Linked DNA regions of Homo sapiens: region 1 is linked to region 2. A link is a contact called in ENCODE Hi-C or POLR2A ChIA-PET data. All regions are on one chromosome and are shown on one strand. The core of a region is the stretch at or near the end of the contact, and the rest is flanking DNA. Distances in the headings are between cores, read along the strand shown. Region 1 overlaps TNIK (TRAF2 and NCK interacting kinase). Region 2 overlaps SLC2A2 (solute carrier family 2 member 2).

The links. A loop is a pair of places that touch in the nucleus more often than their neighbours do. ChIA-PET counts read pairs that join two places held with the same protein, here RNA polymerase II (POLR2A).
Region 1: a map of PC-9 shows a loop between it and region 2 (3-fold over the local background). The contact joins two enhancer-like sites. A Hi-C loop is called at or near these places in 1 of 168 maps with a recorded cell type or tissue (PC-9). POLR2A ChIA-PET finds 5 or more read pairs at or near these places in 1 of 52 experiments (A673).

The regions. Positions count from the first base shown.
Region 1 is chr3:171,354,062-171,358,605 of GRCh38, forward strand. The region is part of intron 2 of TNIK (TRAF2 and NCK interacting kinase); the gene reads right to left. Among named protein-coding and RNA genes, the nearest start is that of TNIK, 100 kb to the right of the region's middle. Within about 2 kb of position 2,355, at least 6 of the 41 ENCODE cell types and tissues checked have a DNase peak (open chromatin) inside an H3K27ac peak, as active enhancers do; they include PC-9, where a contact is called at or near this core.
Region 2 is chr3:170,997,905-171,002,173 of GRCh38, forward strand. SLC2A2 (solute carrier family 2 member 2) reads right to left here. Exons shown (of 11, transcript NM_000340.2): 9 at 1,161-1,262; 10 at 289-492; 11 at 1-199. Among named protein-coding and RNA genes, the nearest start is that of SLC2A2, 27 kb to the right of the region's middle. Within about 2 kb of position 2,112, at least 5 of the 41 ENCODE cell types and tissues checked have a DNase peak (open chromatin) inside an H3K27ac peak, as active enhancers do; they include PC-9, where a contact is called at or near this core.

The DNA.
Region 1 (4,544 bases), core at 1,105-3,604, 360 kb after region 2:
AAAAAAATTTTCTTGAACTGATAACAATTTAGAAACTCACTCCCAGTAAAGCATAGAACTCAGCACAAACACCAAATTCATTATATATATGTAATATATATGTAGATTTACACACCTTTGTATAGCTATCCTTGTTTTAAAAAACTAATTTTCAGCATTAGGCACTTTCACTGCTTCTGCTCTAACCCAAATTGCTGATTGTAAAAAGGGGATTTTCTCCCCTGTATTTACTTTGGAAACAGACACCAGCCACGGAGAAGTAGTTGAGTGCAACTGCCCACAGACTCACACTGAAATTAGAGCACCTGAGCTGGTCCACTACCTGAGCCGTGTTCCTCAAGGAAATTTCAAAAGAAAACCTCCAGGACCTCGGAGGGCCAAAAGGGCAGCTTGTAGCAGGACTCGGCTGACACAAGACTAAAGCCTAGGAGTTCTCTGTGTCCTTACCCTTGGGCTTCCTGAGAAACAAGATCCTGAGTCAGACACTGAAATCTTATGATTATGAGCAAATGGGCCTCATAATCCCAATTAATCTCCAGAGTTGATTGTTAGAAATGCAAAGATACTCCCTAGAGACTGTTGCACAGACTAAGGAGTTTCTTCAACACTGAGAATGTAGATTAAGACTGCTGAGGGAGAAATAATTTAAGTAGTGATTGGGCTGTGAAAGAAAACATTGTCAATACCTATCTTACTTTTAGCTATTCACAAATATATAGATTTCAGAGAGAGGTAACACCATGATGCATAGTACTTAGGCCAAATTTCAAAGAGCACATCTGACCATAGTATTACTCATCAACTTAATCAGGTAGCCATAAATCTCCTATGCTTCTAGACTAGAAAACAATACTCAAAGAGCGTTCTGTTTTCAATGTTGCTATTCTGTTTTGGGTTCTGTTAGCAGACTTTTTTTTGTTTTTGTCTTTTCTGTCTTGTATTTTCCCCCATCCCCTGTGAACACTGGATTCTTGGTCACATCTTAATTTATGACTATTTACTCAGCTGATTAACCGTAGGCATTCGTCTTATTCAAGCAAATCTTGTTCTGAGCAACAGATAAACTGGAACCCCAAGGACAGAGCAGCCATGGCTCCGTATTAATCATCTGCTCATCCCATTTCCCCATCCTACAGCAGACCATGAAAGCTGGGGTTGCCTCAGAGGGCTTGGCTTCAGGCACCTCCTCCCTGAAGCACTCTCAGAGGGGCATATTCATATGGAGCAGGAGGGAGGCTTTGGTGATTGGCTTCTGTGATAGGTTTCTTGAGGGAATGGAAAGGTTTTGAAGTTCTGAAGTATTTGAAGTGTCTCTTCATAAGTTCACAAGTGGGTACAAAATGGTAGAACAAAATGTACTAAACATTTAGGCCACAAAACATTCATTTTCTCCAGCTGAAATCACCAGAAGTGTTAGCTGGGGAGAAATCAGAATCTGCCTAATTTGCAACTCTTTTGAAGAGAATATAAAATCAGCTTTGCCTCCACCCAAAGAAGAGGACACACTGTCCTGTTTTCACTAACTTTCACTATTTTGACAAAGAGAAAGAATGAGATAACTCTGGCTAAAACTTGTCATGAAAGTATCTGATAGAGGCATCTCTAGCATTCCTGGGTTACTGATGTTATATAACTAAAACCTGTAAGGAAAAAAGTGAATAATGTGATCCTTAATGGAAACGGAAATAGAGAGTCACAGGTATTCCTAACTTGCAGTCATGCAAATTATCCAAGAGATTACATCTCGGTATTGTAGCCAGGTCATCCTCCTCTACAATACCCAGAAATTCTTTCTTTCCATCCTCTATTTCATTGTCTCTCCCCACCCTCAACCCCAAACACACAAACCTAGGCATCCCTGTAAAGGAGGAAATATAAAAGCAAAGAGTAAGCAACTTGCTACAATGCCACACCAGGTAACAGGTAACTGGCCTTCCCCCTGCTTGGAATAGAGGAAAAGTACAAATTATACACCTGGCAAATATTTGCGTGGTCTCCAGAGCAGTAAGATTCATCCATTTGCTCACAAAATCACACAACTGAAGCTGAGCGAATAAATCAATTCAATTCATTTCAACAAACATTTATCAAGCTCCAGTCTGAATATAGAGTTTTTCTGGGGGGAAAAAAAAATCATAATGCACCTGGCTATTGGAGCTGATTTTTTAAGAAGTCTAGAAATTTCTTCCTCCTTTCTGAGAAACGAGGCAACCAACTCCCTTAAATAATCAACACAGATGTATTTTATATTGTAAAATGTAAGTAGCCCAAGGTATGCCGCTTCCTTTTTTGTAGGTGGAAAAGAATCCACTTCTTATCTTTCTGGGAAAACACAATTGTGTTTGTTGTACAAAAACACAGTGTCCCCATTTACTAAGAAATCAATGAGTAATCACCAAGCCATGAATCACCTTTTAGTATTTTTGCTATAAAGATGAGAAGCACTATATATTGAAACAGGCTATGGCATCGCTGCTCTATAGTATAAATTCAGACTTATCAAGAATCTACTTAAAATATTCTAAACATGCAATGGAAGGGCAGGGCAAAACCAATCTTTGCCAAACATTTAAGGAGATGTTATACACAAATTTCCTCCTGGGAAACTTCTGAGTGGAGGTAAGATAATTTAGGCGACTCGATCAGGAGTCATGCTCTACTACTTACCTGGGGGCTTCAAGGGAAGACATTTATAAACTCTCAGACCTAAATTTCTCTCCTTTAAGACAAGGTTAATCATACCTCTTCTATCTAACTTATGGGGTTACTGTGAAGGTCAAATGAAATAATGAATATGAAGGTTTCAAAACCATTGTTTTATGTTTTATGATTGATATCAGTGATGTCAACGTTTAACTCTACAGTCCCAAAGACATGGTAGAAGATGGAAAACAACCTCCAAAAACCCATCTCTGATATCAAAAGTGTGCAATGGGCTATTTAAAAGTTCAGATGAGCTGTGGTTCTTTGTGCTTAGCCACAAAAACAGCCTTAGAATCATAAAGCCAGTTTTAAAAAGAAGGGAAAACAATTTTTTTCTTTGTCCTATTCTCTTCTGTCATATTAGATGGTAGGCGGACACTGTTTTTACTTATCAGGTATCAAACTGCTGTTGGCTACTAAATATTATATTTTGTGTCAGTCTCCTTAATTTATATACTCAAACAGTTGAGATGAAGCAAACCTAAACATATCTCACTGAGTTAGGGCATTCCAAACTCAGCAGAATTTTTTTTTTTTTTTGAGATGGAGTCTCCCTTTGTGGCCCAGGCTGGAGTGTGCAGTGGCATGATCTCAGCTCATTGCAACCTCCATCTCCCAGGTTCAAGTGATTCTTCTGCCTCAGCCTCCCGAGTAGCTGGGATTACAGGCCCAGACCACCACACTCAGCTAGTTTTTGTATTTTTAGCAGAGACGGGGTTTTGCCATTTTGGCCAGGCTGGTCTCAAACTCCTGACCTCAGGTGATCCATCTGCCTCAGCCTCTGTACTTTTTTTTTTTTTTTTTTGGTACATATTTATAACTACCTACTCTGTATTGGTACTAGAGAAACAGTAAGGTAATGTCCCTGACTCAGTTTGGAATAGGAGACAGCCAGACAGAGGATTACAAACAGGTCAGAGTACGGAGAGAAGAGGCAGGGAAAACCATCAAACCCCATTGGGCAGGTGCTGCCTGAACCAAGTGTTAAGGATATAGTATGGTTGCTAGCCAACAGGGGGTGAGGAAGGGCACAGCACGGATAAACAGACACCGTGTGCAGTGTGCACGAATGCCCCGCAATGTGCTACCATAGATGGACACAGTGGGAATCAGGATGGGCCGTAGATGAGGCTGGAGGGGGAGGCAGAGGTCATGTCATAGGAACCTGTGACTGGGGATGTAGAACTGTGCTCCCTGGAGCTCCAAGTGTGGGGCTACTCTGTGGAGGGAGGTAGAGGTGCATCGGGGAGTGTTGTGTCGGCAAAGGGACGGCTCCATGAGGTAGATCCTAACTATCCTCCCAGAACATCCTGCTATTGTGTCAAATACTGGAGTTTCCTGTGGGGGAAAAATGTTTTGCTGCTTTAAAAAATAGTTGATACATTTAAGGTAAAGAGAAATCTCATTTGTAAAATTGTAATAAAAATAACCACAGCCCAGACATTTTAATATAGAAAATGTATTAGTCTGTTTTTGCACTGCTAATAAAGACATACCTGAGACTGAGTAATTTATAAAGGAAAGAGGTTTAATTGACTCACAGTTCCACATGGCCGGGGAAGCCTCACAGTCATGGCCGGAAGTGAATGAGGAGCGAAGTCACATCTTACATGGTGCAGACAAGAATGCTTGTGTAGGGCAACTCCCCTTTATAAAACCATCAGGTCTCTTGAGAGTTATTCACTACACGAGAACAGTATGAGGGAAACTGCCCCCAGGATTCAATCATCTACACCTGGCCCCACCCTTGACCGGGGATTATTACAATTCAAGGTGAGATTTGGGTAGGGAGACAGCCAAACCATATCAGAAAACATACACAATATTCTTTTAGGATTCAT
Region 2 (4,269 bases), core at 862-3,361:
ACACAGTCTCTGTAGCTCCTAGGAATTTCATTTCTACAGCAGCTTTTGGCCTGTGGGCTGAGCCACTCTTCTTTTGGAATTCTGCAGCAATTTCCTCAAAAGACTTTCCTTTGGTTTCTGGAACTTTAAAAAATGTGAACAGGGTAAAGGCCAGGAGCACTCCAGCAAAGAGGAAAAACACATAAGGTCCACAGAAGTCCTGGATAGAAAGCAAACACAGACTTTGAGTTAGCAGTTTTTTGACCCTCTCTTCTGTTCAGTAAATCTGTGGAATATTAGGCTGCTTACCGCAATGTACTGGAAACACAGAGCTACAATGAAATTGCAGGTCCAATTGCTGAATGCAGCTATTGCTAAAGCAGCAGGACGTGGTCCTTGACTGAAAAACTCAGCCACCATGAACCAGGGGATCGGGCCTGGCCCAATTTCAAAGAAGCTGACAAAGAGGAAGATGGCTATCATGCTCACATAACTCATCCAAGAGAACTTATTCTGAGGAAAAAAACAAAAACAATAGTGGGACTGAGATCATTTGGCTGCTTTTTCCTTTAGCTAAGTAGCCTCTGAGTTCACAGGCGGCATACAACTTTTTCTAATGTATTTTGTTCAAGCAAGTATAAGTTATTCTATTCTGAGAGAAATTATTCTAGTCTGAATCATGCATAACTCTTTAGATTTCTTATAAGGAAATCCTCTGGATTAGGATTTTCCTGTAAAAGAGGCAGGGCAAGGATCCAGTGACCTTTGCTTCTGCTCATACTAAGGTTTCCAGACAAGATGTTTAGCTCCCTGTGAAGTAGTGGATGACAATGCCAGGAGGGCAGAGGTTCAGGTACATGCCCAAGGTCACACAGGAAGCCATGTGGCAGAGTCAGCATTAAAACCCAGTTGGCGGTGAATCCAGAGCCTATGCTCTAACCATGGGTACATGGCCTCCCTGGATGACAACCAGAATTTACATGCTGATATTCAGTCTTAAACCCAAGAAACTAGTTCATCTTTTCTTTATATATCTCCTTTGATTTTATGCTGTTGCTCTGGCTTTATTTCGTAAGTCAGTCTCAAATATTTTTGAATACAAAGCACTTTAACCTGGACCACAGAGGTGCCAGGTACCATCATATGTTAATGAAAAACCTCAGTGCAGGCACCAAACTTACCAGCAGCACAAGTCCCACTGACATGAAGATGGCACAAACAAACATCCCACTCATTCCAATTAGAAAGAGAGAACGTCGCCCTGCCTTCTCCACAAGGAATACCTAGGACAATTTTAAAGAAATTATCTCAGTTTTGTGAGTCACAAAATATTGACTGTTTACTTAAATCATTTTTACTGCCAAAGAGGTCATTTTAATTTATATAACAGATAAGAGGCAATTCCATCCTTCCATTTTACAGGAGTGAGATCAAGGTGGGGAGTGACTCTAGCCCCAGGTGGCAGAGCTAGTTTCAGTGGACAGCGGGTAATGATCAAATATCTGCTTAATTTAGTCACATTGGTTTGAATAGACCATTATAGAGATAGAACCATAATGTTACCACTACTCCAGGATTATCACTTTGGGTACAATATTCACAGACTGTACAGCTGGGGTCTCTTCCAATAGATGTCCTGTACATTTAAAATTTGAAGGTTCCACATTTAAACATGACATTAACTTATTTTCTAATAGTTATCCTAAGTTATAATTACAAGGGTCTGTGCACTATTGACACCGGAAACAGTACAACTGTTCAGGTGTCAACTATTCTCATCCAATTTTCTCACTGCTTAATAAAGTCCTATTATGACCACTCACCTAGCAACATGTGGAATTTGATAATTGAACCAAAATAGGCCTGCATTTTTCTGGTATGCTTAATTGTATCTTGTGCTGGGAGTGAACTATTCGTTTTAAAAGTTAGCACTTTAAAGCAAAGGGTTAAAATGCTTTCTTATCTTAACTGAGGAGATACGTCATTGATTCCTTTAGTTTTGTGGACCTTTGCATTAATGGTTAAGTTTTACAATTAGCCAAGACCAGAGTTTGTTATACTCTTGCCTGATCCTTGGAATATTACCAAGGCTGGTGAGTCACTCTCCCCCTCACCCCCCACAAAACTTCCTGTCATAATTTCTCACTTTGGCACCTGGTGAGCAAGTTGGCTGGCTCATCAGCCTATCAGTAAATCAATAGCAATCCAATGTCTTTAGTATAGTGAGCTCTGGCTCTGAAGACATCTTAGAAACATTTCACCTACAGTGAAAGCCTGTTTCTCAGAGGCACACTCATATCAGAGTTTTAAATCACTTCAGATAAGATGATAAGCTAAGAGCACATATTTAATTATTGAGAAGGAAGTTGGAAAAAACAGACTTTTCTCAAGTTCATTAAATTTCTCTCTATATTTTAACTCTTTTATTATGATGTTCAAAACTGGCTTGGTGCCACCACGTCAAGCTACCAAGAAAATAGAAGCATTTCTTTGTGAATAAGCTCCCTTACTATAAACTCTAAAACTGAACATCTTGAAAATTGAGTTGGCCTCTGTCCCTGAGGCCTGGTGTACACTCAGGATGAGTGTGACAAGGAGTGAGACATGGTCAGTGGCTGGAGATGTCTTCCCAATTAGAACGCTCATCTTTGCCCCAGGGCCTCACGCAAATCCTGGGCTCTTAGTTCCAATTTGGTAGTCACCGCTTCTTTCTCAGTGTCATCCTGCTTCCTAGATCCCTCCATTTTCTTTCTGCTTTTTTTCTCTCAAGATTACAGGCCCTCTTCTACCAGCCCATTAGTGTGGAAGAAAATATAGGATGTGGAACACAATTAGTGTGGAGTTGGGAAAGTCTCTCTTCCCAAAAACAAACTGATGTTCTTCCAATTTGGTGAAACATTAATATATTCAGTGCATATTTCTATTTGCATATTTTTATTTGAAAGTACACACACAATTTGGTAACATTGGTTAATTTTGGGGAGAGAAACTGGGTGACGGAGGGACTATCCTTTTTATACTTTTTGAACTTTAAAACAATGTTTCAAAAATTAATATAATTAAAAATTTTAAATGTGATCTGTAGTCCTGGAGGCTTAATTAATGATTTGGACTGGTTTTAAAAGATTATGTCACTTCCCTGTTCAAAAACTTAAACAGAATCAAAGGATGGACTCTAAAAAGGTACATTCAAAATAATTAGGACACTGTCTTAAACAACTCCTCCCACATCAGTGGGGTTGGGAGCAGGGTGCAAAAATGAAACTTTACAGAAGTTTCCTCTTTAGATTTTTTCAGAATTTAGGCTACCCAATCTTGACAATTTGATGCTTTACATAGAAAATCCTATTATACACAAAATGTTTTAATAATAATCTATCATAAAAAATATGTTGAAGAATTTGTAAAAAATATTCCAGGAGACAAAAGGGTGAATAGTCCCTTGGATTGCACTTCAGAAACAGGTCTTGATTGATTTAGAGTGGCCTTTTGGTTTAAACAGGCCTTATCTCTAAAGGTATGTCTACAGAACCATTGGTGTTTCGTTATTATCTGTTTTTCCTGCTCTTTCCAAGGTCCAGCACTGTTTAATGTGGTCTGGACAAACCTGCCTTTTGATCTGGGTAGCCAGGCTGTAATTTATTGATCACCCTAAGGTAATAGTTAAGAGTTCATGTGCAGAGAATAAAAAACAAGTGACTAAATTATATTGAGTATAGTATTGTGACTAAAATTGAAAAGAATAAACTTTTTGCTGTTTTTATCTTGTTGAACAAAGATAAAAATAAGCTCAATGACTCTCATTCTACAGTGAATTACATTAGTTGGGGAGTTTTTGTCTTTATTGTTGTTTGTTTACTTCTTAGATTATTATGTTAGATATTCTTGTTGTCAGGTTCTTATATATCCTTAATATATAAGAACCATCACTTCTTATATATCCTTAATATATAAGAACCATCACTTCTTATATATCCTTAATATATAAGAACCATCACTTCTTATATAAAGTTATTTGGTTTTAAGAAGAGTATATGACTTTTTTTTTTGTTGGAAGAAAACAATAACATTTCTAGTTACTATGTCACTTCCCTCATAATCTCACACATACTCTCATGCATCACCGGAAGCCACAACCTTGTGAACTACTTGGAAGCTCTGCTCAATGGCTTAATACCATTTGCTGAGTCTGTTTAACTTTGCTTAAAGGCTTAAATGTCTGTTAGAGAGGGCCTTGTTTATTTATTTTTATATGTTTCCCCCAAGGCACATGGTAAAAAAAAGAATTTG